Linked DNA regions of Homo sapiens: region 1 is linked to region 2. A link is a loop called in an ENCODE intact Hi-C map of the cell type or tissue named here. Cell type or tissue: CD14-positive monocyte. All regions are shown on one strand. Links, peaks and the distances in the headings refer to the core of each region. The heading gives the core; the rest is flanking DNA.

Region 1 (15,302 bases), core at 6,432-8,931, 340 kb after region 2:
ATTAATACAATCTGAGGAGAAAAGCCTAGGAAGAAACCAGCCCTGCCGACAGCTTGAACTCCTAGCCACCAGAATTGTGAGAAAATACATTTCTGTTGTTCAAGTCATCCAGTCTGTGCAGTCTGTGGTACTTTGTTCGGGCAGTATGAGCTGACTCATACAGAGACGCTTGATTTCTTAATACAGTAGAAAGCACATAAAATGCATAATACATAAGACAAGCATGCCACAACTAATTACAACACAAGGTGATTAAGAAACAGCTCACTTACAACCAACTCTCATAGAAGGACTGCAAAGCAAAAACTTGTTTGTAAACTGAAGGCAAGTCCTTCTTCTGGACATTCACACTGAATTCAATCTCAGCTTCCAGGCCTCCCCAAAAACATTTCTTCCTGGAGCCGAAAACTTTCTTTTCCCTGGTGCTGTGATCCCACCCCTAGCTGTTGCAAGAATCCACTGACTCCCTACTTTTCTGTTCAATGAATAATGACTTTGAATCTTCAATGACAATCCATTAACAAAAATGAAAACTGCTGCTAAGTGGTTATTAAGAAAAGTCATATCGCCTAACTCTAATTGCTTTCCCAGACTCTAAAAATCACTGATGTGCATCAATCCCTTACTGTACCCTCTGCACCATTGGCTCCCAAATCTAAGCTTCCATCTCGGCAGGAAAACTTCCAGGAGAGGAGGGAGCATGACTCTTGGGTCAAAACTTGCTCAATCCCCCATTAGAAAGTCAACCCTCTTCTAACATGGTGCTCTGATGGCTTGGGTTGAGCAAAAACGCAATCATCTATAACCCAATAGATCATGCATTCCCAATGAGCATATGGCGTCTTCTCCAGCGGGATAAAAACTGGTTCTTGTGGAAAAGAGATTTAAAAAAACCTTAGCTATTATGAGAATTTGTGTCCCTCCAGGTGGCTACAGTACATCCATAGATATACAGTAGATCTGTAGTATTAAAATGTCATGAGGGAAGGCAATCTTTAGAAAAAAAAAAATCTAGGCAATCTCCTTCGGATGGTGGCAGGGGGTGTGGGGGAAGGGGGTGTAATAATGCAAGAAGTTTGAGAGACACTATCATAGACTACCAAGCATGGAAATAAGAGTAACAGCTAACGGCCGGGTGCGGTGGCTCAAGCTGTAATCCCAGCACTTTGGGAGGCTGAGGCAAGCAGATGACGAGGTCAGGAGATGGAGACCATCCTGACCAACATGGTGAAACCCTGTCTCCACTAAAAATACAAAAATTAGCTGGGCGTGGTGGTGCGTGCCTGTAATCCAAGCTACTCGGCAGGCTGAGGCAGGAGAATCGCTTGAACTAGGGAGTCGGAGGCTGCTGTGAGCTGAGATCGCACCACCGCACTCCAGTCTGGCAACAGAGCAGCACTCCCTCTCAAAAAAAAAAAAAAAAAAAAAAGAGTAACAGCTAACATGTAACATGTAACGTGTAATGCACCAAGCCACGTGCTTGAGATTTGCTACCTAATTCTGATGGCCACACTGTGTAGTAAATATTACATTGCCATTTTAGGGATGCAGAAACTGGGACGTCAAGTGTTTAAGTAACTTTCCCAAGATTACAGGTAGGTGGGATATATGTAGCAGAAAATTTCCTACCAATATTCCATTTAATCATAGAAAACACTGTGTTCTCACACCCTCAACAAAATACACCAGCCCATGACATACTGAGTGTTAGCGGTTGCTACAATATTCTTCTAATACCTCCACACAGTACTCTTAACCATTGAGCTGTGCGCTCACCAAGAGTCCCTAAGTATGTGATGCCACTTATACCTTTTAACTGTAATTATATAATATAAAGAAATATTTGGTTGGGCAATATTAGGAGTACAAAAAGGAGTTACTCATGGTGTGAAAACTTACTTGAATGGTTCAGAAAAAATCATGAATGCTAGCTAAAGTTGCTGGTATATGCGGGGGAGGGGGAAGTAGGGAAAAGAGAATCTTACAAATCTTTCATCTCAATATAATAAAGCAAACTGGAAGTCAGGGTTGACATATTTGGGGGAGAAAATAATATGAATTCAATCGGTGCTATGGAAATATATAGATGAAAACTGAGCTGTACGTCAAAAGATTGGCCAATTAATGTCCAATTTGATGTTTCTGTGTACAAGTTATTTTATTTTATTTATTTATTTTTATTTTTGAGATGGAGTCTTGCTCTGTTGCCCAGGCTGGATGGAGTGCAGTGGTGTGATCCTGGCTCACTGCGAGCTCCAGTTCATGCCATTCTCCTGCTTCAGCCTCCCGAGTAGCTGGGACTACAGGTGCCCGCCACCACGCCCAGCTAATTTTTTGTATTTTTAGTAGAGACGGGGTTTCACCGTGTTAGCCAGGATGGTCTCGATCTCCTGACCTTGTGATCTGTCCGCCTCGGCCTCCCAAAGTGCTGGGATTACAGGCGTGAGCCACCGTGCCCAGCCACAAGTTATTATTAAATATCTTTATGATTTCTTAATTTAACTGAAGTAACTGTCCCAATTATGTCTGATATTAGGTAACATGTACACTATATAAGTTTTCAAATGTATATCATGGTTCTATCAGCCTTAAAATCTGGAAAATCTATGACTTTTTGAGGCAAAACTCAAGCAAAAGTGTTGAGCACCATTCACAGGAGAGAGCTGCCAGTACTGGCTTAATGATGTTCCCAATCTCCAATTATATTTCCAAGTTATCAAAAGCACAATGTAGCTGAGAGAAAACAAAACTCTGGGCTCCCTAAATGGTCTTTCTTGACAATAGGAAGAGGGGGTGTGGGGAAATGTAGGTTTTAATCAAATTAGCTGGAAAGGCCTGAGATGATATTAAAAGAAAAGATGAAAACGCTCAGTTAAAGTCTTCCATACCCAGGCACTTCTGACTGCCTGAATTATTTACCAGGTTCACTGCAGTTAGGCCCCAAAAGGGCTATGAATTCTTACTGGCATCTTCTCTGTGACCTGTGATGATTCTGAACTCTCTGTGTCAAAGAATCATGTCGGCACTAACAGGAGTGACAGCCAGACTAGGCTGGGAGGACCAAATGTCTTCCTATTTTCCTTCCTAACCCCCACCCACTTCACCCCTCTGCCAACACACACAGCAGGAAAGACTAATTTCTTCCCCATTTTCTAAGCACTCTTTGAAGGTATTTCTTTAGCACTGCTCTGAACTACAGCTATTTAGAGCAATTTAGTTTATCTGGATCCTTTTATTCCCTCTACCATTAGTCCAATTTCAAAAACAATAAGAACAACAACAAAAAAAAATCTTCTCAGTTTTAAAAACAGTCCTAGGCTTATTTATTTTAAATGCTTCTGATTTTTTTTTTCTTTCTTGGTGGAGTTTTCCAACTCTCTCTCAATTTCTTCACCCAGAGCAATTTATGAAAACAAATGCAGCCCACAGCAATCATTAATCCTTAAAGTGAACAATACTACTGTGAATTATGATGTTCAAAGACTTGGGCTAGATGGTGGGAGCTCAAAAGAAGTCAAAGATATGATTCGAGTGCTTAGTAAATTGGTAATCTAGTCACGTAAATAAAATGAGCACATTGGCGATTACCAGGCAATATATAAATGTTGAAAACAGAGGAAATAGGCATAAGTAAAGGAAGATCTGGATAAGACTCAGGAAGTCATGATTTTACTCCTGAATGTTCCGCTAAGGCAGACACATCACTTACCTTTCCTAGGCGTCATGCCACCCACCAGCATGAAAGGAGACAAAGCAGATTATAGTTAAGCTCCTTTTCAATCTTAAAATATGTGACAATTTCCAACCCATCCCACCCTCAAGATACTCCACAAAAATGTTTTCACTAACTAGTAAGACAGGTTGGGATAGATTTAGGTAGGATGGCTTCCTGAAGTTCTTCAGTGCATCAAAATGATATTGAAGAAAGCAACAGAAATGGGCTTCCATTTCTGTTAAAGCAGCCATGTTTTAACACAGTAAAAATGGCACTCTCAAGACACAAGGAAAAGTTACCTTATGTTATCCAGAAACATGCATACATTTAATTTCGGATCTGTTCTCCATTCTCAATCCAGGTTTCAAGATTGAGTCTCGCTCTGTCGCCCAGGCTGGAGTGCAGTGGCAAGAGACCTCGGCTCGCTGCAATCTCCACCTCCTGGGTTCAATTGATTCTTGTGCCTCAGCCTCCCAAGTAGCAGGGACTACAGGTGCATACTACTATGCCTGGCAGATTTTTGTATTTTTGGTAGAGTGGGGTTTCGCCATGTTGGCCAGACTGGTCTCAAACTCCTGACCTCAGGTGATCTGCCCGCCCAGCCTCCCAAAATGCTGGGATTACAGGGGTGAGCCACCGTGCCTGGTCTCAATCCAGGTCTTAATTACCTAACAAGATGTGACAGAAAAGAAAGAAAGGTAAGAATGAAAAGGAAATCCCATCATCTATTATCAGAAGTTATTTACCTGACCTTATCTCATCCTTATCAGAAAACCTCACTCAGCAATGAGCAGTCAGACACAGCTATTCTTTATATGCTGGTTTTGAAGCTATCAGTTATTCAGTCAATCCTATTATTCTAGAAAGCATCATGACACATCTTTTTTTTTCTCCTTCATAATCGATGCCCGGAACCTCAACTTTCCTCTTTCCCATAGACACAAAGGGGCCTCTATCTACTGTTCTCTGTAGATAGCTCTACAGGCGTTGTTCTCTGTTGCAGCTTGTACCAAGTACCTTCAGGGAATTCAGAAATAAATCAGTTAAAGTCCTTGCTTGCACATTATTTAGGAGAGAGGACGGCAAGGATGAAAGCCCAATTAATAATTTAAGGCAGATGGTCATAAATGCCAAAGAGGTATCAACAAAATTATACCCAGACACAAAAGAGAAAGATCCTATTTAAATGGAATATTTGAAAGATTTGAAGAGAACAGGGCATTTAAGATAAACTTCATTTATACTTTTCACATTCCCCATCAGATGTAAAGAAGGAAGTTATGCGCTCAAATGCCCCCATTCTCCAAAAGCAAAACAAAACAAAACAAAGCAAAAAAACCCGAAACCCTAAAACAGAGGTAATCATTATTCTGGGGTTATAGTAGATTTCTATGTAATACCTCTTCCAAATGGTTTATTTGTTCCATTTTAAACAGAAATGAAGGGTCCCCTACACAAAGAATTCACATGCATCAAAGAAGACACCATCCGTTTGTGACACTCCAGCAACTTGTTTCCTAATAAGTTGCCAGATCTATTCAGTTAACAGGGCAAAAATCACTGATGTGAAGGTGCAGTTCCTAAAGCAAAATTACGCCCACTCTTTCCATTTCACTCTTCATAATTGGAACATTTGCCAAATCATAGTTCCCTGTGCTGAGCATAGAACTCCATTCAGCTACTCTGGCTTTGAAAGCTCACACTTGGCTTTGAACAAACCCGGAGGAAGACAAAGAGAGCACATAACGTAATCAATCCTGATTTCTCCAATTTGTTCTTTGAGCTCCAGCGTGCTTTAATAAAATCGGAAGTGCCATCTCGCCTTCCAATTGAGAAGCTGGGCAGGGAGCAAAGCCAGTAGTGTACCAGGAATAATTCTGCAGTGACAACTCCAAGTCGGAGCAAAGGGACTATTCTAAGGTTGTGGTAGCAAAATGGTTACTTTGAGAAACTGAATTTGAATAGATTGCTTTGTCAGGAGACAGTAAAGAAAATCAAGTAGGTACATGTGTATTTTTGTGTAATATACATGCATATTTATGCATGCATTTACAGGGTGTACGTATGTATAAGAGTGCATATGTAAATACATATGTGCAAATGCATTTATAAGTCACTATATATCTAAGCAGACACTTTACTACCCTTCATTATAAATAAATAATAACAAATTGTATTCACAGGCTTAGATATGGTTAAAAAGCAATTCTCTATTGTGAAAATGGCTGCTCCTTCATACAGATCAATAATCATTGTTGGTGGTAGACAATGAACACTCCCACCTGACTTCCAGAAGCAACTATTTCTAGAACCTGATATTCAAAACATTCCACGGTGACCTCAAGGGAAAGTTTCCCATTTTTGAGCTGAGTATGTCAGACACAGGGAAATCCTTCTGCTAGTACTCTTTCTTAGCTATCCACATCTCTGTGACTTTACCAGTAATAATTATAATTATTTAAAATCTAATATTTGCATAGAATTTACAAAGTTTTCTCTGATGCATCTTGTTTGATCCTCACATCTCTCTAAGGCAAGTATTATCATTAGTCTCATTTTATAAGCGACCAAACTGAGGCTCAGGGAGTAGCAGGACTTTGCTCAAGCTTGTCCAGTTAGCAAGTAGCAAAGATGGGGTTCAAACCCAAGTATTCTGACTCCAGAGTTGTGCTTTTTCCTATGGGCTGGGAAGGTCTTCAGGGCTTTGCTCCCTAAGCCATTAATCCATTGCAGCTTGCCATTCACCAGCTGCTAGGACAGCCTGCTGTCTTCCATTATCCAGAGGCCTGTGGCCTCCCCAGGGAACTGGTGATGTTGGGCATAATTTTAGTCCTGGAAGTCTGGCTGTGTTCCAGAACCTCTTTATTAGGATCATGCTGTGTCATTTAAAGTTCAAAGAGGCTTGTAAGCAATGCTTAAAAAATGGCTCAACAATGGTCCACTAGTCCATGGTGAGTTCAACCCGGCCCTGATGGCTTGGACTCATAGTTTACCGCCTGCCCAGGGCAACATTATTTCACTTGGTTTCTTCCATGCTGCATCTCCCTTCTATCTCATCCTACACTACCTACAGCACTTCAGCTTCCATCCCTACATCTTCACTGCTTCCTGTACCTTAGTCCCTCCCTGGTCAGCTGAACATTCTCCTTTCTGAGGTTCAGCTTGTGCCCCTCATCCAATCTCCCTCTCACCCTCCTGTTACTGTAGGACACGACTTCCAATGGCTTATTTATTTCTATTTTTTACACAATATGAAATGAAAGTCCTATCTATCTCCTGGCTTGATAAAGACTAAACTTGTCATTCAACGAACATCTATTAAGCAGTTAGAATGGATAACACTCTGTGCAGCATAACACATAAGTCACAGACTCGACCCCCAACCAGGTCTTCTCTGATGAGAAAGAGGATCAGGTCTTCACTATTCCAAAAACTCTTTCCCAGCACTGGAAGTTCCCCAAGCTCCCACTCCACCTTTATTTTTGCTTCCATGTAAATTATATTGTCTCTATTTCTTACTCCCTGGTTCCTTATAATCCAGCTTATACTCTCCTGAAATACTTTTGAAATTGCAAAAAAAGTCCACAATATAATTTCATAATAGAAAATCTAATGGTCTCTTTCAATTTTCCTTTGCCTTGACTTCTCTGCAAGGATTAGATTCTCTTGACCACGTTTATTTTCCCCAAGCTCTAACCTCCATCAGTTTCTCTGATGTCCTGTCAGAGTCTTCCTTTTTCTGACCATGCCTGTTTTCTTCCCTGCACATAAACGTGGGCAGTCCTCATAGTTCTATTTCCAAGCACCTCTTCCTCAGTACACAGATTAAATGTACATGATTAAATGCTACCACTTTAATCTTAGAAGTCTGGATACCAAATCTTTAACCCAATTAGAACATTCTGATCAGAAATTTAGCCCTGCATTTCCAAACCCATGGATACCGACAGCCACACACGTCCATCTGGAACTTCAAACCAAATCTTTCAAGCTCTTTTTCTGACTTCTCCATTTTGACCAATGGCATCAACATCTTTTGTTACAGTAAAGAGGCCTATGCTGCCTCCTACTACTTCCTCTTATCGCCCAAATGAATCATTAGTGAGGTCAATTCTTCTTTTACAACATCGCTCACATGCCTCTCCTCCTTTATTTATAGCTACCCCCATAAATGAGCTGAACTGCACTTGCGTCACATCTCTTTGTCTCCAGTCTCTAAACACCATCAATTACTTACAGATGATATTCTGAAGGTATCATTGTGCCCATCATATACTGTCCTATTAACAACTTTTATTTCTACTGCCTGTGACAATAATATTTAACATTTCCATGGCTGTATGCAGCCTTTTTATTCGGATCTTGGATTTAAATCCCAGATCTAACACTTCCTAGCTATGTGACCTTGGGGAAGTTATTTAATCTTCCTGTGGCCTGGTTTCTTCACCTGTAAAATACACGTATAATTTGTTAATCAACTGATAAAGGGAAGAAAGAAAGAAAGAAAAGGAGGAAAGAAGGAAAGACGGGGGGAGGAAAGAAAAGAGAGAGAAGGAGAAAGAGTAATTGAACTGATTAAAGATTAATTAATGGCTAAGGTACAACTTAAGTTTGTTTAGTTGTACATGGCGCTGTCTGACTAACTTAAAACTTCTTTCTTCAATCCAATGTGGTATAGAGGAAAACACATTAGAGAAACCAGTGTTCAATGCCTGAATATTCTGAAATTACTGGAAAGTAATTTAACTTCACTAGGTCACAGTTTTCTCCTGGTACATATGAATAACAATGCCTACTTTACATGGTTGCTTTAAGAATTAGGAAGAGAAATATGTTGTATCTTTGGTAGCGCCCTACTTATAAGATTGTTCTTCACAGTGGTTTACAGAGGCAGCAGCCAAAATATGGCCATTTCTGACCTTGCAAATACTTTTAGCCTATTGAGTTAATAGTGATTCATAGGATCAAAAGCTGTTTGCAATACTTGTCACCTTGAAAAAAAAAAAAAAAAAAAAAGGCCAGGCGCAGCGGCTCACGCCTGTAATCCCAGCACTTTGGGAGGCCGAGGCGGGCAGATCACGAGGTCAGGAGATCAAGATCATCCTGGCTAACACAGTGAAAACCTGTCTCTACTAAAAATACAAAAAGAAATTAGCCGGGCATGATGACGGGAGCCTGTAGTCCCAGCTACTCGGGAGGCTGAGGCAGGACAATGGGTTGAATCCAGGAGGCGGAGCTTGCAGTGAGCCAAGACTGTGCCACTGCACTCCAGCCTGGGCGACAGAGCGAGACTCCGTCTCAAAAAAAAAAAAAAAAAAACCATCCCATTTCTCTTATTTCATCTTAATGTATAGCTATATAAAATAAGTTGCACATCATCAAACCTATCACACAACACAGCTTTTTAAAGAGAGGCTGTCTGAATAGGAGAAGGAGGTAAATTGAATTCCGAAGACCTACATCTTTGTCTTAGTTCTGTCACTAACGGGAAGTGTTGTCACTTCATTTATCTAGGATTGCATATTAAAACCGTAACAGGAAGAAGAGGAATTTTATAACATCTAAGGTTTCCTTCAGCTCGAAAATCCTATGAGGTCCAACTTAGAAGCAGCTCTGTGATCACACAAACTTCTAAAGAACTTCTCAGAGCATCAGAACATCACCATCAGAAGCCAAGCCCTACGATGAATTCAGTGGACATAAAGGGCTGATAAGGATGATAGAGAAGACTTGGTTTTCTGAATCTGCTCCCAGTATCTGGTGTCACTTGTGCACTGCACCCCAAAATCACTTGAAAATCTAAGTTTAGAATTCCCGTATAATGGCTTTATTCAGTTGTGAAATCTGTTTAATTCCAGGATGAATGAAACACAGTTCACCCAATCCCACTCCATCATTCCCTTTTCTCTGAAATGCAGTCAGACAGACTTGTATGTCCCAACACTTCCTCTGTCATTAATGAGTGCTGGACAAACATGCAGCAAATCGTGTAACAACTCCGATCCAAAATCTCCTTGCAACAAGCTTATAAAGATTAAATGAGCCTACTTATGCAAAGTTTTTACTTAGTAAATGGCCTGAATAGAGTAAGTGCTCAATAAATGGCAATGATTATTTTCATCATTAGATGTGGGATGTGTCTATATGAAGTGACTAGATTGACAGTTTTGAGTGAAACAACTGAAGGAAATAGTGACAAGTGTAGGCAAGCCATAAGAAAAAGAGTTTGAAAACTGAGATCAGCTCAGATGAGTTCCCAACTGCAGACAATTATGTTTCTGACTGTAAATAAACCACTTTGTGGGTATAAAGGCATGCCAACAGAATATATCATCTCAGCAGTCCCACTCAGCTGGAACATCTATCAGTATACAATTTGAAGCCACACGTTTCCACATAATTCACTCATGTTTTTAGATTTCCACAGAAGTAGAAGTAATTGTGTCTCTGAACAGACTGGACTCCTCACAAGTTGTTTAAACCAAATAAATGTCTTAAAGTTGGCCGCATCCTTAGCGGGGCAAGGTGGCATATGCCTGTAATCCCAGCTACTCAGGACGCTGAGGCAGGAGAATCCCTTGAACCTGGGAGGCAGACGTTGCAGTGAGTCGAGATCGTGCCATTGCACTCTGGATTGGGCAACAAGAGCAAAACTCCATCTTAAGTAAATATATATATAAAGTTGACCACATCTTGTTACTTCCAGTATCAAGCTTCTAATCAAGAAAATAGAGCAACTTAAGAAAAAAATAAGCTCACAGACTTTGCCATTTAGCTGGTAATGGCAGCCAGCAAAATCAGGTAGAACAAATAAAAAGACAAACTTACCACGTATGTTTGTAATAGGATGTATTTTCTCATAAAGAAATCAACGTTCTCTAAATCGCCCATCTCCTTTTCTCACATACCTGTCTTAGTTAATAAGAGAATATGTATGGAGTATTGTATATATAAATGTAGTTCATGCCCTAACAGCTTATATTTCTCTTCATCTTTCTCTCATGGCCTGATATATATTCTCTCATTTTCCAGCTCCTTGAGCTACATTTTTCCTTATTATATTTTAATTGACTTTTTCATATTAAATTTTGTTTGAAAGGATGATTTGAGTTCAAAAGCGCCAAAGTTGTCATACCTTTTGAGCAAAGCCTTATGTCATATTTAATTTGATCCAAACTTGGATAGCAAATGCTGGTGTTCCTCTCTATTTTTTTCATCTCAACGCAATAAAATATAATAAAGGCACAGCTAAAGATAATAAAGAATAAATCGTTTCTGTCATTCAAACACCCAGCTTTCACCTTGACTTTGACGCTCAGAAAACTCTATCATTTTTAAATGTTTGCTTGTTTTCTGAGAATCAAATCGTTAAGGCCATATGCTCTCTCCCAGCTCAGTATTCTCATTACCATTTCAAGTGTGCTTAAAATCAATTGAAAGTCAACACACCCCATAACAAGGCGCAACTAGCATGTTCTCATCTGTGCCAGATGCACAGTAACTGCTCACCTGTGAAACTCTGAATTCTCCCAGGTACCATCATGATAGGCTAAGAGAGTTTAAATAATGAAAATGTTTTTTTTAAAAAAGTCTTTAGCAAGACGATGGGTTCAATTACTTTAGAATCTCTACCTCTGAAATTATTTTATCTATTTGTACATTGGACAATTCCAGAAAATAAATTCCCACATTAAAATCCTTTTTCCACATTTAAACAACAACAACAACAACAACGACAACAAAGACTGTCTTACATTAGTGTCTAATCTCTGTTTTGGTCCATGATTGTAAAAGGCGTAACATGACAAATAGCTAACAAATGTGCTGGAGCTCCTCAGAAAGGAAAACAGAGCGACATGAAAAGTGTATGTCCAGTTGTTTCAATATTTACAGAAACGCCTGATTCTATTTAAGATTCTTGTGAAGATGAGTATTGGTGGTAATTCAATGGACCGCACCTAAATCCGCGAGGACAGTTTCTATGTCAGTCTCCAGATCTGGAAGAGAAGATAACGTGTGAAAACAAACAACGGCAAAGGTTCAGGGGCGCCTGTTTCCTGGCCCCTGGGTGAGATGCAGCCTCCTTGCCCTATGCAGGGAGTCATTGTTTGTTTTTTGGGCATCACTATTTTAAAAGGCTCTTCCTGGACGGTCAAAAAGTGAACCGTAATTTCCTGAGAGATGCAGCCACAGCCCATCTGAATCGGAATGAAAACCAGTCCAATCCCAATTGCAGAAATCTCAAAGACCTCCAAACCTGCCCCAGGGGACTTGTACAGCTCAACTCCAACCAACAGACAAAGAAACACGATCACTTCTTGCCCGCCAAGTGAACCCTTCCAAATCTTCTTCACAGAACCAAGAAAATATATATGTGAAGTCAAGAAAACATAGCAAACCAGAAATGGCCTAGTTTTCCCACTGGGTCTGTTACTTGATATTGAGAACTTATTCCCCTATAGAAATAGCTATGGGTTTTACTTCCGGGTCCTTCTGTATCAGGGCTTCAAAGAAAATTTTGAATATTAATTCTATCGATGCCCTTTGAACATGGTAGGCAGTTATACCGTGGATAAAAGCAGGACATTAATTCCTAAGCTCTTTTCATATAGACTTCAAAGGGTTCTTTCTTCCACATTTTTGAAAGGAATCCATGATTTCTCATAGCTGTGTGCATATACACATATGTAACAAACAAGCACATATATATACTTGAAATGTATGCAAATCAGTTACTGAGCACCTTCTCAATGCCAAGCACCTTGTCGGGCATTTTTTTTTTTTTTTTTCACATCTTACTGCTAATTGTCACAAAATTCTTGTAGGTCATTATTACTAGCCCATTTGTGAGATTTATCTTAAAACTAAAGTTAAGTAAATTCATTTGCTTAAATTTACACAGACTGTAAACATCAGCACTTGATCCTAGGATTATATGACTCCCAAAGCCAGGGTCTTTCTAACTTATAAAACACATCTCTTATTAATTAATGACTTTGGGCATTATGGAAGTATACTTGGCACTAGAACAACATGGGTTTGAACCATGCAGGTCCACTTATATGTGGATTTCTTTGAATAAAAGTAGCACCAAGTGTACCTGCCTCTCTTGCTTCCCCTTCACCCTTCATCTCTTCCACCTCTGCCACCCTGAGATAGCAAGACCAACCCCTCCTCTTCCTCCTCCCCCTCAGCCTATTAATGTGAAGAAGATGAGGATAAAGAACTTTATCATGATCCATTTCCACTTAATACATTTACTTAAGTAAATGTATTTTCCTTACAATTTCCTTAATAACATTTTCTTTTCTCTAGTTTATTGTAAGAATACTGTCAATAATACATATAAAATACAAAGTATGTGTTAATCGACTGTGTTATTGGTGAGGCTTCCACTCAACAATAGGCTATTAGTAGTTAAATTCTGGGGGAGTCAAAAGGTAACGGCAGATTTTTCAACTGTGCAGAGGGTCCGTGTTCCTAACTCCAGCATTTTTCAAGAGTCAACTCCATTAAGTAAACTTTAGTTTTTATGAGGATTATAGGAAAATTGAATAGGAGACGGGTTTAGATTCAAAAGTACCAAAACATGTGTTTCTCAACTGCAAATGAGTGAGATTAAAACAACTCCAAAGACCCTCATTCTTTCAGAGCTCAGGGAGAAAGTTCTCAACTGTTTATTGAGCACCTACTGGGGTAAGAGAGATTTAGAGTTTGTGGTGGAGGGCCAAGGTTTAAATAGTCACAGTCAAGCTAAGCCGCACCTAGGGTATGTGAGTTGAGACTTACAGGTATGAGGGAGCGGCACACACACATCTCTGGGAGTGGCTATTTGATGAAGTTTTACTCACTCACACAAAACCAAACTCAAAGACGTGTACACACATTCCACACACAACACAAATCCCCAGGCCTTCCCAGCCATACTGATCAAGGCCTACACAATTTTTTCCTCCTGTCCCTTAACTGAGAGTGTTTAATATTTAAGCAATAACAGTTAAATATTATATGCTTAGTGTATGTTTAACATTACTAAACAAAACTTATTTTAATGAATTTAAAAACAAATTATTAACAAATAATTGGACCTGAATATTCTAAATAAGTAGACATATGATGGGATCCACAATATATAAGATGACTAGGAATTTTAAATACATATATATATGTTTTGTTTTGTTTTGTTTTGTTTTTGAGACAGAGTCTTGCTCTGTCACCTAGACTGCAGTGCAGTGGCATGATCTCGGCTCACTGCAACCTCTGCCTCCTGGATTCAAGCAATTCTCCTGCCTCAGCCTCTGGAGTAGCTGGGATTACAGGTATGTACCACCACACCTGGCTAATTTTTATATTTTTAGTAAAGATGGGGTTTCACCATGTTGGCCAGGCTAGTCTCAACCTCCTGACCTCAAGTGATCCGCCTGCCTTGAACTCCCAGAGTTCTGGAATTACACAAAAACATAATTTTTAAATATCAGATGCTAAGTATCTTTAATGCTCAGAGCTAGTTATAAAATTGTTTCAATTAAAGGGGAAAAAAATGCCCAGGTAACTGTCACACGAACAATGCTAAATAGCCAAAAGAAACAGTAGAAGGTTGGCAATGTTGTAAAGAGTGAAGAATTTGTAAAACATTATTCATTGGCTCTGAGATAGACTTTAAATACCCAACAATACCTTGGTTCTTATCCTCAGAAAGTACATGACATTGAAAACCCTACTGGCACTCACAGATTTGGGCTCAACACATTTTCAATCAACAGAGTTTCAATCATATGTAAGGAAGAGCCCTGTGAAAGGTATGACATGCTCTAAATTAACCTTACTGGCCCTGCAGCCAGAAGGTGAGGTCTGAGAAAAAGAGTTTGAACATTATGTGCAAGAGATAGTGGTTAATTTCATGGACTTTCAAAAGTCACACAGAACTGGACACACAGACATTGTAGGAAAATCTGAAAATTTTAGGAAAAGCCTAAAATTAACCATTTGAAAGCAACCCATGCTTCAAAAAAAATTAAAAGTTAATCTAGGAAAATTATATAAACATCTAGCAAAATGTCTGTTTCCTTTTCTCTTTTGTAGTTAACCTAAATGTTCTTAAAAAACAGTATAACCTGGTGGCAATTACTTAGCCTAAGAAGAAAAGGAAATGTTACCCATATCCAAATGTGAATTGAGATTAGTGTACAGTAGATGAAGGTATCTTTTCTACATTTTCAATCCACTGATTTGAAACTATTACTTGAAAATATTGTGTTAAACATGTATGTAATTTGAAAATATTATAGAATGACTACAAAGAAAGCCCTGTGCACATGGAGCCAACAATGTAGAATGTTCTCCAGCTCCAAATATTCCATTATACTCTGCATGGTATCCTGTATGAACAGGTACAGAATTCATGCGGTTCCAGGTTTTCTTTTTTTTCTTTTTTTTTTTTTTTTTTGAGACGGAGTTTCGCTCCTGTCACCCAGGCTGGAGTGCAATGGGACGATCTCGGCTCGCTGCAACCTTCGCCTCCTGGGTTCAGGCGATTCTCCTGCCTCAGCCTCCTGAGTAGCTGGGATTACAGGTGCCCAACCTGATG
Region 2 (15,302 bases), core at 5,638-8,137:
TTTGAGTGCCTTGAGGGCTCCCTAGGTAAATATTGTACTTACTGCCGGTGTTTTGGTTTCTAAATTTCTCTATTAATATCAGCCCACCTGCTTGGAATTTTCCAGATTTTGTCAAATATTCTGGTCTACTGATTTCTTATTTTTCTGTAGTTCTTATTTCTTTTATAACTTTCTACAGTCCCAAAGGGAGTTTGGGAATAAGAGGCAGTAAAACTCTGTGCTCAGTCTGCTATCTTGAACCAGCTCGAGGATAATTTTTAGCAATATTTACATTTAACATTTAACATGACTTTTGCAAATGGGTTACATAAACCATTGTTAACTAAAGCATTAAAATTGGGGACTCTTGGTAAAAAAGAAAAGAAGTTTTAAAATTTAAAGAAAAACTATTAAGGTAAGATTGTTCCCTACATTCTATTAAAACCAATCATTGATTAGTTCAATTCAGTCAAACTGCAGTCCAATGAATGGGGGAAGGAATTAATTTTTCTTTATAAATGAATTTTCCAGTTACTTATCACTACCCTGAAGACTTTCAGTACCACACAGCCAGCCCAAGAGAGCCAATGTACAAGAGAGAGAAAAAAAGAGAGAGCTATAGTTACAATCATTTGCGAATTAACAGGCTATACAAGACTAATTATCAGAGGGGTGTTTTATGAGCATTGAGTTGGAGTAATGGGTGGAGTAGAGAGAAAGTGGGTGACCCATAAAGGGCAGCATACCTAGATATGACTTTTTGTGCCAAAGGCCTCATCAATCATCAATTCTCCTTTCATCTGCTGATTTCCTCCTGTCCCTTCAAGTGAGATAAAAGTTGACTTGTCAAAAGCTGACATTCTTCTTCTGAATCGTTTCACAATTGTTATGGCACTTTTGCTTCTCAGGTTTGAAAAAAGAGGAAAACTCCTAAGGGAGAGAACTGGGTAGTTCGGTGCATCACCCTGAAAAAAAGATTACGATAAATACTCTCCAGGACTGAAAGGTGAAGATTTAGGTCAGAAAGTAGAAAGTTGTACTTTATTGTCAAAAGATTTTCTTTGAAGTATTTGTCTCTAATACAACGGGGTCTATTTTTACTAGAGATGATCAGCTGGCATGTGAAATACATAAATCTGCTCCACTTTGAGTATGTAGATTATTCTCTCACATCTGAAGTGTGAGCATTTCAGTTTCTTAAAATTACCGAAAAATTAATTTTTTTGTTAATATATCATCCACCTGATGCTCATATCATGTAAAGAAAACTATAGGATATCTCATATAACACATATTTCTTGTGCTTTACATGGACTATTGCTACATCATTTGTAAACAGAGGTACAAAATACATGAATTTCCATGATGATGATTGATATGGTTTGGATCTGTGTCCCCACCTAAATCTCATGTGGAAATTAATCCTCAATGCTGGAGGTGGGGCCTGGTGGAAGGTGATTAGATCAGGGAGGGGGCAGTTTCTAATGGTTTAGCACCAACCTCCCAGTGCTGTTCTTGTGATAGTGAGTTCTCACAAGATCTGGTTGTTTAAAAGTGTATAGCACCTTCTTCCTCTCTCTATTCCTGCTGCTCCAGCCATGTGAAGTGCTGGCTTCCCTGTTTCCATCTGCCTTGATTACAAATTTCCTGAGGCCTCCCCAAAAGCAGAAGCTGCTATGCTTCCTGGACAGCCTGCATAACCGTGAGCCAGTTAAACGTCTTTTTCTAATAAATGATTAGTCTCAGGTATTTATTTATGGCAATGTGAGAACAGACTAATACAACGATTTGTAACTGACCAAGTATGCATCAGGAGTGTCCATTCCCCACCGTCTCAGTTGTAGGTGCTGGGTCATACACAGTCAGATTTGACACAGAATCTCCTCTCTTCTACCCCACTAAGTGCTCAGAGGTCGTTTTGATCTTACAGTTAGTTTCTCAAGAATAAACTATAGATGAGCCTCACTCAGAGAAACTGGGTCACAGAGCAAATTCTCATGGCATTGGCCTATTGTCTAGGAGACAGGCTTAAGGGGGCTGTGGGGGAGGTTGGCACAGTGTTTTGACAAATGAGAGATTGACAGTGAATGTCTTAGAAGATTTATTCCACAAAGCTGTTCATCAGTAAAACAATGGTTTTTGCAGCAGATTTTTTTTTTCTCTATTGCCAGGTTCTTTTATAAAGCGTCCTTTCTCTGAGACCATCTTTCTGCTAGAAAAATCCTGATATTCATGTGCTCTTCCTTTAGATATCTTCCTCAGACTCCACTTCTTTCCAGCTAAAAGTCATTTGCTTCTTGACACACACATACACACACACACACACACACACAAATGCATTCTTCTCGTTTCTGTCATAATAGCACTGGAAAACCCATCAGCAACCTGAATAAAAATCCATTAAAACCACAGTTCAAATCATGAGTGACAGAAAAATATTTAAAAAGGTTTTCCCTCTCATAAAGGGCAATGATGGCTAAATAATTGTGCAGTTGATACTTATTGGTGAGGAAGAGAGATACGTACTCTACCCCTAGGAAGAGAGCTACACAGCCCAACCAACCATTCCCACATGCGACCCCAAAATGGGCTGAATTAAATATCTCTGATAAAGCTAACAAAGGAAATGGAATATATAATTTGGCACTTATAGTCTTCTAGTGCTACACATTAGTGTATATACAAAATTTTGCTAAGGAAATATCAAAGGCTTTCATTTCAGTCTCTGAGTCTACATTTTTGACTTCTATGGCTTAATACTTTGTCAATACATGACTTTTAGTTTTCTTAAGTTTCTTATGTCACAGAATCAATGCTTAGTGAAGACTTGTAGAAAGGTTGAAAAAAGGCTTAAGGTTTTTAGTACCAAAAGCTATTTTTTAATATGTTATACTAGCCAAAGAATTTGTCCTAAAAGCATTTATTATCTGTTCCAGGATTCATAAATACCCATTATAATTTTATTGAATTCAGCATATTTTTAAAAATTGAAAAGATGCAATTTTTCTATTTATAACCTAAATACAATCTGTGCATTTAAAAAAGAAAAAAAAAAACAACAACACTTCAAAGACAAGCTGTAGAGGTAATTTAGTCTGTCTGTATTTAAAATGAGCCAAAAGGAAAAAACTACCCAAATACAATTGGCTAATTGCTTTCAATTTGGCTTTATTTCCTTGACACTAATGGAGAAATTCTAACACCTACACAGCTAATGAGTTGGGAAGTTATGAGCTTTTTCTGAGTATGGATATCAAGTTGGGGGAGAAAAAGTTTATTCGCTGTTCAGAGAACAGCAAAGACTGAACAGACGTCATCTATGTCTGTATTTCAGTCTGTTATGTGTCAGGGTGTGTGACCTAGGATCTTGTAGTTTGAAGTGAAACATGGGGGTGCAAAAATATATTGTCAATCTACTGTGCTTAATGTCATGAAAAATGTTCCATCAGAGCCATAGAATAGTCATCTATACAGCAACAATGATGAACAACAATAGCAATAATTGTTAGTACCAACTATGAAATTTTTTTTTATTTTATTATTATTATACTTTAAGTTTTAGGGTGCATGTGCACAACGTGCAGGTTTGTTACATATGTACACATGTGCCATGTTGGTGTGCTGCACCCATTAACTCGTCATCTAGCATTAGGTATATCTCCTAATGCTATCCCTCCCCACTCCCCCCACCCCACAACAGGCCCCGGTGTGTGATGTTCCCCTTCCTGTGTCCATGTGTTCTCATTGTTCAATTTCCACCTATGAGTGAGAACATGCGGTGTTTGGTTTTTTGTCCTTGCGATAGTTTGCTGAGAATGATGGTTTCCAGCTTCACTCATGTCCCTACAAAGGACATGAACTCATCATTTTTTATGGCTGCATAGTATTCCATGGTGTATATGTGCCACATTTTCTTAATCCAGTCTATCATTGTTGGACATTTGGGTTGGTTCCAAGTCTTTGCTATTGTGAATAGTGCCGCAATAAACATACATGTGCATGTGTCTTTATAGCAGCATGATTTATAATCCTAAATATTCTTTATATCCAGGTTCCTTGCTAAGTGCTTTGTAATGTGTTACTCCTTGAGTTCTCACTGAAGAATATAGGTGCAATTGTCCTTACTCTAGTTGAAATCAATTATAATGATCTCTGAGGTAAATATTTTTTCATAGTAAGTGGAAGATCCAGGATTCACTATCATATTTGCCTCAATCCAAATCCCATGTTTCTAATCCCTAATCCACATCTGCTTACTTAGCCACTGGGGAAGTTTTCCGGAGGAGATACAAGATAGCTAAGTCTGAAAAGTAAAATGAAATCAAGCAGACAAGGACAAGGAAGACGAGTAAGGAAGCTAAGTTAATCAGGAAGAATGTAATTTACACACCAAATGAGGGGAGGAAATTATGTTTTTATGAAAACCAAAGGAATTTTTTGTTATGTGATTACACATTGCATAGAGCAAGTTGCAGACATAAAACTGAAGAGACGGGCTGAGGCCAAATTGTTAGGGGTTCAAATGCCCAACAAGGAAGCTGGAGTTGTCTCAAGTCATAGAAAATTATAAAAGCTCAGATAGAGAAATTGCATGGATGGATTTGCATATTTGATGTGTGTTCCATCAGACCAAGTGGGAGGACATCTCACTGAGCCATTCTCAGGATATCTAATAGAGAAAATGGAGCAAATCTATGAGAAAAGAAGGACTTCACATCAAAATAAAATAAAATAAAATGGAAGAGTTACCAATGTGTTCACACATGAGCTCTGAAGATGGGTAAGGATTAAAAGTGGAATTTTGAAAATCCTCCGTGTAGGAGGCCACAGTTGTACCTGGCTTAGGTCTCAGCAGTGGCTCCCTTGTGTGGTGCAGGACTGTGATTTGGCCTCTGGTCTGCCTGAGGTTGTCTCACTGTTTCAGACAATGAGGCAGAGCCTGGGCATGCTGGGCCTGCCTCACTCTTGGGCATCTGTACTTGGTTCCATTTGACATGTTCAGTCTATACACAGCTTAACAAAGTACTTGTTCTAAGTCAAAATGACTCCTACTTCAGGACTTGGAATCTTCGTTTTCCTTCCAATATGGTTTGGCTGTGTCCCCGCCCAAATCTCATCTTGAATTGTAACTCCCACGTGTCATGAGTGGAACCCAGTAGGAGGTGATTGAATTATGGTGGCAGGTCTTTCCTGTGCTGTTCTCATGATAGTGAATGAATCTCACGAGACCTGATGGTTTAAAAACAGGAGTTTCCCTGCACAAGCTCTCTTTTTGCCTCCTGCCATCCATGTAAGACACGACTTGTTCCTTCTTGCCTTCCACCATGACTGTGAGTCCTCCCCAGCCATGTGGAACTGTAAGTCCATTAAACCTCTTTTTCTTTGCAGTTTCAGGTACGTCTTTATAAGCACCATGAAAGCAGACTAATGAGCCTTCCTACTCCCTACTATAGTTAATGCCTTTTCAAACTGCATATATTAGCTCCAGCACATATATTCAAGGATGGCATTCTTCCCCACTTCCCCAATCAGATGACAGACCCCACACCTACCCTCATAGTCCCACAGTTCCCTATACTGTTCTTCCAAAGTACTAATCACAAGTTCTAATGGTATTTGTAAGAGATTATTTGATGAATGCCTACCTCTTCCACTATACTGCAGCTCTCTGAAGGAAGGGCAATATATGTAGTGTTATTAAATGTGCCTCACAAACCTAGTACATTTCCTGGAACCCAGTATGGACTTAATATATATTCATTAAATGACAGAATGATTTTCCCATTGGTGCCATCTCATTTGACACCATAAAATGAGAATTATACCTTACAAGCTGTGACTTCATTGGTATCTCCCTCATGGTTATATTTTTTTAAAAAAAATCAACTTGAGGATTTAATTTAAACATTGCAGCAAACATCCTTTTGGGGATTTTCATAGTTTGGTCATTCATTCACTCATTCATTCCACAAACAATAATTGAGCACAATGGCTTCCTCTCCAGGGCTCTGTTAGTTCTGTCCACTCTCCAATCTCAGCATTCTACATTTTTTTTCAACAAACTAATCCTACCAGCTGAAAATAAGATGCCAGTATGCCAGTCCCTTGTGGTTTTTACTAAAAATTGCCTGCAAAATGAGACACAGTCCTTTCATGATTTTCATTAGAGAGCAAATTGCTTGTGATACCTTTGGCAGAAATTAAATGGATGTATAGAGGCAGTGCCATCTTATTACGCAGTTGAATTTTTGAGAAAAGAATGGGGTTTGTCAGACCCAAAGTTTCGCTGTTGCTTTAAAAAAATGGCATCAATGATCTCTCAAGTTACTGCATGAGGACACCTAGTCTGAGTGTCTAGTGACAGTTTTTACAAAGAATTTTACCCTGTAATGGTTACACCTGCCTTATTATTGTTTCAAGTGGTTGCAAGGAAGTGTTTTCTTCCTCTTATTTCAAAGGAAACAAAAATATTTTAGAGGTTTGGTATTTGGACATTTCTTTTTTCTTCAGTTCAAAATCCTAGCAAAGAGCGATAATTTGTGGTGTGTTGAAATGAAATGCTGCAATTGAAAGTTGCTTTTGCAGTTTCCCCAATGTGTCATGCTGATGCTAACCTTTTCATAAGGCAATGCTTTGAGGAACTTTGATTGTTAAACAGTGCACTCTGAGCTGAAAGGAGAATTTTGGAGGAATGATGGGCAAAACTGTTTACATATATTTATCTAGAGCATTTGGTGAGTATAATGAATCATATTGAAGTACAGCACTTGTTTAAAATGTTACATACTGTAACATGGGATATTAGTATTTAGAATTGCTCACATGGTTTATGTATCTATATTGTTTTTATGATTGGCACTCTTCAAGAAAGGCTTGAAGTAGGCTTTGCCTATTCTTTACCAATCACCAGATACTATTGTTTACAATGTACTTTAGTCTACACAAAAATGGACTTTACACTATACTTTAATCTGTAGAAAGATGATCCATCAAGGCAGGAGTTCTTAGCTTTAACAGCAGAATAACAGCAATGTCGGCCCATAAGAATGTCTTTAGCTCACATTTTGCCACACTTTTATTTCATCACCTGATATTCATGTTAGATCCAGTTGACTTGGTCTTGAGAATGAATCAAAGATACGGGTGCTCTGATTTCCTACACTTCAATGTGAGTAATTCTCATTATATGCTTGATCCTGATACAAATGGCCACTCCTGACTATAAAATTTAGGCTTTAGCATATGTTGTCGTTCTACACGTGTCTTAGCACTAAATATGCAATCAAAATTAAATTCTACTTTCTACTAAGTCAGGTATGAGAACATATTTAGACGGACCAAATAATAGATTCAGAAAAATAATTTAACTGGTTGAATGTCAAATGTCATAATTTCAAAAATCTAGAAATTTGAAATTATCTACTTGTTGACTTAATGGGACTCTCATTCAAGTTTCTGCTCCCATAGAAAGACAATTGATGTTTCTGTGAGCCAAAGCTGAGACTATCAAAATTGCATATAATCAAAAGGAAATACTAGAAATAGGAAAATACTTAACAGGAAAAAGAAGAGGTGCCTTTTATTGCTCATTAGTAGACTCCAAATAACTCAGAAAAGAATCAGCGAGGTTAAAAATAGGCTGTTAGAGAGAATTCTCAAAATATATGCGAAGGGAAAAGTAGTACAAAAAAAGACAGAACATTCAAAAATTGTAATAAAAGAAAAACCAAAAACAAGCTAAAAATAAATTGCAGTATAATTTTAAAAGGCATCATATGCATATTATTTGAAGGAAAAGAAAGAGAATGAAGGAATAAGATTTGAAGTAATAATGACCAAGAAATCTAAAACATTAACGGCAAACACTAAGCCACAAATCAAGGACATTCAAAAAACAAAAAGCAGGAAAAATAAATAAATAAATGCACACACACACACACACACACACACACACACACACACACATACACACTCCTCCAAAGCATATAAAATTCAAACTGCAGAAAACTAAAGATAGGAAGAACAACTTGAAAGTAGCCAGATCTAAAACAAAAACAAAAAACTTACCTATAGAGGAACAATTTTAAGGATAAAAGCAGGCTTATCGAAAATCACACAAGCAAGAAGAGGGTAAAGTGAAATACTTAAAATATTTAAAGAAACTACCAAACTAAAATTCTATAATCAGCAAAATTATCCTTGAAGAGTGAAGAAGAAATAAAGAATTTTATTGGCAGCAGAACTTCCTGCATGAAATGTTAAAAGATGTTCTTCAAACAGAAGGAAATGCTATGTCAGAAATGTGTATCTAGAAAAGATAGGAATAAATAAATAAAGATAAAATAAAATATTTTGTTTTACTTTTTCTTAAATGACCAAAAAAGTAACTATTTGTTTAAAGTAATAATAACAATTTATTTGGTGATTCAAGCATATGAATAAAAGAAATGAATGCTAGCAACATCATAAGGAATGGAAAGAAGAATCAAAAATACTTATTAAAAAATAAGAATAATATGAAGTTTAATCTTAGATAACAGGTGCAGTCAAAACTACAAGTCAATAACAGAAATTTAGCTGAGAAATTTCCAAGTATCTGAAAATTATATAATATACTTCTAAATACCATATGGGTCAAATAAAAAGTCTCAAGAGAACATTTACATAGTTTAAAATAAAGGAAAATTAAAATGCAATTATTAAACTTGAGAATGCAGTGAAAATAGTGCTTCAAAATTCATAGAATTAAATGCATATCTTGGAATAGAGGAAATATCTACAATCAATAACCTTTCTACTATAAGAAACCATAGAAATAAGGGCAACTTAACCTAAAACAAGCAGAATAAAAGAATTAATAAAGATTAGAGCAGAAGTAACAGAAATCAAAAGGAGAGAAATAATAGATAAAAATCAAACAAACCAAAATATTTTTCTTTGCAAAGTTCAGTAAAGTTGACAAAATTATAGCCAGGCTAACCAAGATAAAAAAGAGAAGACAGAAATTATCAATATCAGAAATAAAAGAGTCATTACTACTGAACCCATGGACATGAAAAGAATAAAAAAAAGATTATAATGAACAATGTTATGCTAACATATTTGATAACAAAGCTTAAATAGCTAAACCTCCTGAAAGACAAACTATCAAAATTTATACAAAGGAAAATGAGAATTGTCCTGTATTTATTAAATAAATTCAATCAATATTTCATAACTTTAAAAAAAGAAAGCCTGAGAAACAGATGGTTTCAGTTAATGAATTCTACCAAACACTTAGGAAACAAATAATGCCGTTTCTCCACAACAGAAACAGAAGGGCCACTTCCTAACTTATTACATAATATCAGCATTTCCCTCCTACCAAAAGCAGATAAAGACATTAAGAGAAAAGAAAACTACTGACCAATATCCTTTAAGAACAGAAGCAAAATTTCTCAACTAAATAATAACAAATTGAAGAGAATGTATAAAAACAGTAATACACTACAACCCAGAAAGTTTATTTCAAGTATGCAAGGTTAACTCACATTCAAAAAAATCAACTAATGTAACAGACCCAGAAAAATTATGTGCCTGTATCAATTGAAACGAAAAAATTATGTGACAGAATCCATGCCCATTCAGCATGAAAACACACATCAAAGTAGGAATAGAGAGGGCCTTCCTTAATTTGGTGTTTTAAAATTACAAAACCTCCTACCGCTAGCATCATACTTTGTGGTGGGTGTCTGGAAAATTTTTCCTTAAGATCAGGAACAGACAAGGATGTTTTGTCATTACTTTTCAATTTTGTATTGGAAATACTAATTGATACAAAAGAGTAAGAAAAATAAATAAAAGGTATACAAATTGGAAAAAAAGAAATAAAACTGTCTTAATACACAGATGACATGATTTTCTATGTGGAAAATCAAAGCAACTATGAACAGCAGCAACTTAGAATAAATAGGCAAGTGGCTGGGCTCAGTGGCTCACGCTTGTAATCCCAGCAATTTGGAAGGCCGAGGCAGGTGGATCACCTGAGGTCAGGAGTTCGAGACCAAACTGGCCAACCTGGTGAAATCCCATCTCTGTTAAAAATACAAAAGTTATCCAGGCTTGGTGGCATGCGCCTGTACTCTCAGCTACTCAGGAAGCTGAGGCAAGAGATTTGTTTGAACCCAAAGGCGGAGGCTGCAGTGAGAATTAATAGGCAATTATAGAAGTTCACAAGATGCAAGGTTATTACACAAACGTCAAGTCCATGTTTACATACAAGCAAAGAACAATTGGGATTTATAATTTTTTTTAAAAAGAGGCATTTATTATAGCCTCCCCCAAACTGAAACAATGAAGTATTCACATACAAATATAACCATACATATATATTTAGGATCTATAGACCAAAAAACACAAAACAATGATGAAAAAATCAAAGAGTTGTGTAAATATATGGAGAGATGCCTCGTATTTACAAGTTTAAAGATTCAATATTCCCTTTTTTTTTTTTTCTCTTGAGACAGAGGTTCACTCTGTCACCTAGGCTGGTATGCAATGGCGTGACCTCGGTTCACTGCAACCTCCACTTCCCAGGTTCAAGCGATTCTCCTGCCTCAGCCTCCTGAGTAGCTGGGATTACACGCAGCCACCACCATGCCCAGATAATTTGTATTTTTTTAGTAGAGACAGGGTTTCACCATGTTGGTCAGGCTGGACTCGAACTCCTGACCCCGTGATCTGCCCGCCTCAGCCTCCCGAAGTGTTGAGATTACAGGTGTGAGCTACCACGCCTAGCCAAGATTCAATATTCTTAAGATGACAATTCTTCCAAACTCTCTCAAGTGATTCAATTGAATCTCAAAGAAAATCTTAGTACACTATTTTGGAGATATTGATAAGCTGATTCTAAAGTTTTATTGGGGTTCAGAAAATGACAACCCAAAATATGGCAGTTTGGCATGCTGAGTGCTTTGAAAAAAAAAATGTTGAAAGGCCTCAGAAATAAGCCTCAGGACCATGGCCTCTCTTTAATCTCTGCCCCCCCTTACCCCTTCCTTTATTGAAGCCTCAGGAAAACCCTTCTCTCAAGTTCCCTTATCTGATTAAAAAAGTTCCTCCAGAAGTCATGAAATTGTCTTAAAACACACTTCCTAGAAATTTCAACAGAAAACAGGGAAAGATTAACCACTGGAGAAGAGACTAGATCTGAAGTCATCACCACGCTCAGAGAGATTTTTCATCTAGACTTCTGAGGGAAGCTCCAAGAGATTACCAGGGACACTATCTGCATAATAAGACAAATTTTGTTCATGGTGAACATCTCATCACCTTCTCATAACTTGCCACCACCTCGCCCAGATCTCAAAAGAACTTTGTCTTTTTTTAGGCTAATTCATTTCTCTAAACATCATTGCCTATACTCTAAATTGCCTGCACTCCCATCTCCCTCTCCCCTATGAAGAGTGTTATTTAAGCTGCAGCCATCTGGCCCTTCTTTGAGACTCATATTTTCCATGGCTCCCATGCTTCTGCACATTAATAGAGTTATATGACTTTCTTTTGTTAATCTATCTATTGTCAGTTTTTTTCAGCAGCAAATCCTCAGAGAGCAGAAGAGAAGCTTTCCTTTTGCCTCTATAGGAAAAATTAAAAGGCAGAAGATCCAGAATAACCAACACAATCCTGCAGGAACAGAGGAATAATGTTGAGGATTCACACTATCTTATTTTAAGACTTACTGTAAAGCTACAATGATTAAGACCACATAGCATTGACCTCACCTCACCAAAAAAAAACCACATAGATCAGTGGAACAAAACAGAGAGCCTATAAATAGGCCCAAACATATATTCAAATGAATTTATAACTTCCCATTGGGTTCATCTTGCCCACTGCCTAGACAGGGCCAATTTACCAAGACAGGGGAATTACAATAGAGAAAAAGTAATTCACGCAGAGCCAGCTGTGCAGGAGACCAGAGCTTTATTACTACTCAAATCAGTCTCCCTGAGCATTCAGGGATCAGATGTTTTAAGGACAACTTGGTAGGCGGGGGGAAGCCAGTGAGCCAAGAGTGCTGATTGGTCAGGAAGGGGATAAAATCATAGGGAATTGAAGCTGTCCTCTTGGGCCAAGTCAGTTCCTGGCTGGAGCCACAAGATCAGATGAGCCAGTTAATTGATCTGGGTGGTGCCAGCTGATCCATCAAGGGGAGGGTCTGCAAATTTATCTCAATCACTGATCTTAAGAGCAGATTAGGGTTTTTTTGTTTTTTTTTTTTTTTTTTTTTCTGAGACCAAGTCTCACTCTGTCGCCCAGGCTGGAGTGCAGTGGCACGATCTTGGCTCACCACAAGCTCCACCTCCTGGGTTCACACCATTCTCCTGTCTCAGCCTCCCGAGTAGCTGGGACTACAGGTGCCTGCCGCCACACCCGGCTAATTTTTTTTTTTTTTTGTATTTTTAGTAGAGATGGGGTTTCACCATGTTAGCCAGGGTGGTCTCGATCTCCTGACCTCATGATCCACCCGCCTGGCCTCCCAAAGTGCTGGGATTACAGGCATGAGCCACCGCACCCAGCCCATAATTTCTAATCTTGTGGCTAATTTGTTAGTCCTACAAAGGCAGTCTAGTCCCCAGGCAAGAAGGAGGTTTGTCTGGGGAAAGGGCTGTTATTGTTTTTGTTTTAAACTATAAACTAAGTTCCTCCCAAAGTTAGTTCAGCCTACACCGAGGAATGAACAAGGACAGCTTGGAGGTTAGAAGAAAATGGAGTTGGTTAGGTCAAATATCTTTCACTGTCTCAGTTATAATTTTGCAATGGTAGTTTCCATTTTTCCCAAAGATTCAAAGTCAAGTCGATGAAGCAAATGTTGACATTTTAAACAAATAGTGCTGAAACAATTGGATACTCAAATTAAAACAAAAAGAACCTAGCACATATTCTACAGCTTTCACAAAAATTAAGTTGAAATTGATCAAGTACCTAACTTTAAAATGAAAAACTATAAAACATCTAAAAGAAAAAGAAAAGAGAAAATCTATGGAATCTTAGATTTGTCGATGAGTTTTTAAATACAGCACCAAAAGCACAATACATGAAAAAAAAGTAAGACTTTATTAGAATTATAAACATCTGCTCTTTGAGAAATATTAAGAGAGTTAAAGGACAAGCCATAGAATGAGAAAAAAATATTTGTGAAACACATATCTGGTAAAAAAAAAAAAAAGATAGAAAAAATAAAAATAATACATCCAAAATATACAGAGTGATGCTTAAAACTCAAGAATAAAATACAACTCAATTAAAAAGTAAGCAAAAGTTCTAAACAGATACCACCATATATATGGCAAATAAGTACATGTAAAGATGCTCAACATTGGTTGTCATTAGGTATATAAAAATTAAAATAATAATGAGATAACATTGTACATGTATTAAGAGGGCTAAAAACCAAAATATGCTAATACTAAATACTGGTTAGGATGAGGAGCAACAAGAACTCTCATTCATCACCGGAGAAAATGCAGAATGGTACAACCACTCTGATGGATAACTTAGCAGTTTCTAACAAAGCTAAACATATTTTTACCTTGTAATCCAGCAGCTGGGTTCTTAGATATTTACCTAGATGATTTGAGAAATTTTAACTACAGAAAACTTTCACATGAATGTTTATAGAATTTTATAAAATTATCACCAAAAACTGAAAGCTATCAAGATGTTCTTCAACACAGAAATGAATAAACTCTGGTATATCCATACAATGAAATACTATTCAGAGATAGGAAAGAATGAGCTATCAAGCTGTACAAGGACATAGATGATTCTTAAATGTGTATTGCTAAATGAAAGAAGCCAGCATGAAAGGACTGCTGCATACTGCATGATTATATTACATTCTGGAAAAAGCAAACTTATAGAGAGGGTAAAGATATCATTTGAAAGCAGCCTGGGCAAGATGGCAAGACCCTGGCTCTACAAAAAAAATTAAAAATTAGCTGGGCATGGTGGTGCACACCTGTAGTCCCAGCTACTTGGGAGGCTGAGGCAGGAGGATCCTTTGAGCCCAGGAAGTAAAGGTGGCAGTGAGCCATATATATGGTGCCACTGCACTCCAGACTGGGAAACGAAGCAAGACCCTGTCTCTAAAAATGAAAAAATAAAGAAAATAAAGATATCAGTGGTTTCTAGAGGTTCACAGACACAGATTTGAGTAGGTGAAGCACAAGAGATTGCCTAGAGTGGTGAAACTATTCTGTATGATACTGCAATGGTGGATAGATGATATTATGCATTTATCAAAACCCATAAAAGTCTAGAGCACAAAAACTTAACCGTAATGTATGAAAATTTTTAAAAAATTATTTAGGAGGTTAGGAGATCCCAGATACAAGGTAAACTGTGACTATACAACCATCCAATCTTCAACAAGGCCAACAAAAACAAGCAACAAGGAAAGGACACTCTATTCAATAAATGGTGCTGGGATAACTGGTTAGTATGCAGAAGATTGAAACTGGATCCCTACCTTTCACCAGATACAAAAATTAACTGAGGATGAATTAAAGACTCAAATGTACGCTCTCAAACTATAAAAATCCTAGGAAATATCCTTCTCAACACTGGCCTTGGCAAAGAAAATTTGGCTAAGTCCCCAAAAACAATTGCAGCAAAAACAAAAATTGACAAGTGGGACCTAATTAAAGAGCTGCTGCACAGCAAAAGAAACTACCAATAGAGTAAACAGAAAACCTACAGAATGTGAGAAAATATTTGCAAACTATGCATCCAACAAATGCCTAATATCCAGAATCTGTAAGGAACTTACAACAAGCAAAAAACAGAATACATTAAAAAATGGGCAAAGGACATGTACAGACACTTCTTAAAAGAAGACATACAAGCGGCCAACGAACATGAAAGAATGCTTGTCATCACTAATCATCAGGGAAATGCAAATCAAAACCACAATGCTATATCATCTTAAACCAGTTACAATGGCTATTACTCTACAGTCAAAAAACAACATATGCTGGCGAGTCTAGAGAAAAAGGAACATTTATACACTGTTGGTGAGAATGAAAATTAGTTCAGCCACTATAAAAAGCAGTTTGGAGACTTTTCAGAGAACTTAAAACAGAGGTACCATTCAACTCAGCAGTCCCACTGAGACGAGAAGTCTTCTTCTGATGGAAGGTTTTTCTCAATGGAAGCGTTCGTGTCTCACGGGCTTCAAGGAATGAAGCTGTGGACCACAGCAGCGAGTGTTACAACTTGATTAGAGAAACGGGCGGACCCAAAGAGTGTGCGGCTGCAAGATTTGTTAAAGTGAAAGCAAA

Evidence for each region. Hi-C counts contacts between places; a loop is a spot of excess contacts. Peaks named below come from ENCODE experiments on the same cell type or tissue, not always from the same donor. Only the 100,000 strongest peaks of a DNase experiment are listed, where the experiment ranks them.
Region 1: it touches region 2 in a loop (4-fold over the local background); 1 of 110 quality-filtered maps calls a loop at or near these places.

The regions. Positions count from the first base shown.
Region 1 is chr14:85,592,649-85,607,950 of GRCh38, reverse strand. All of the region lies in intron 1 of FLRT2 (fibronectin leucine rich transmembrane protein 2), which reads right to left. Among named protein-coding and RNA genes, the nearest start is that of FLRT2-AS1, 69 kb to the right of the region's middle. In CD14-positive monocyte, for the core only: no CTCF peak of the experiment used is centred there; a DNase peak (open chromatin) is centred at 7,820; H3K4me3 peaks cover 719 bases; H3K27ac peaks cover 2,125 bases.
Region 2 is chr14:85,934,669-85,949,970 of GRCh38, reverse strand. It overlaps LINC02328 (long intergenic non-protein coding RNA 2328), which reads right to left and starts at 15,293. Exons shown (of 4, transcript NR_110155.1): 1 at 15,110-15,293. RefSeq lists an enhancer at 15,179-15,302. In CD14-positive monocyte, for the core only: no CTCF peak of the experiment used is centred there; a DNase peak (open chromatin) is centred at 6,580; H3K4me3 peaks cover 572 bases; H3K27ac peaks cover 2,040 bases.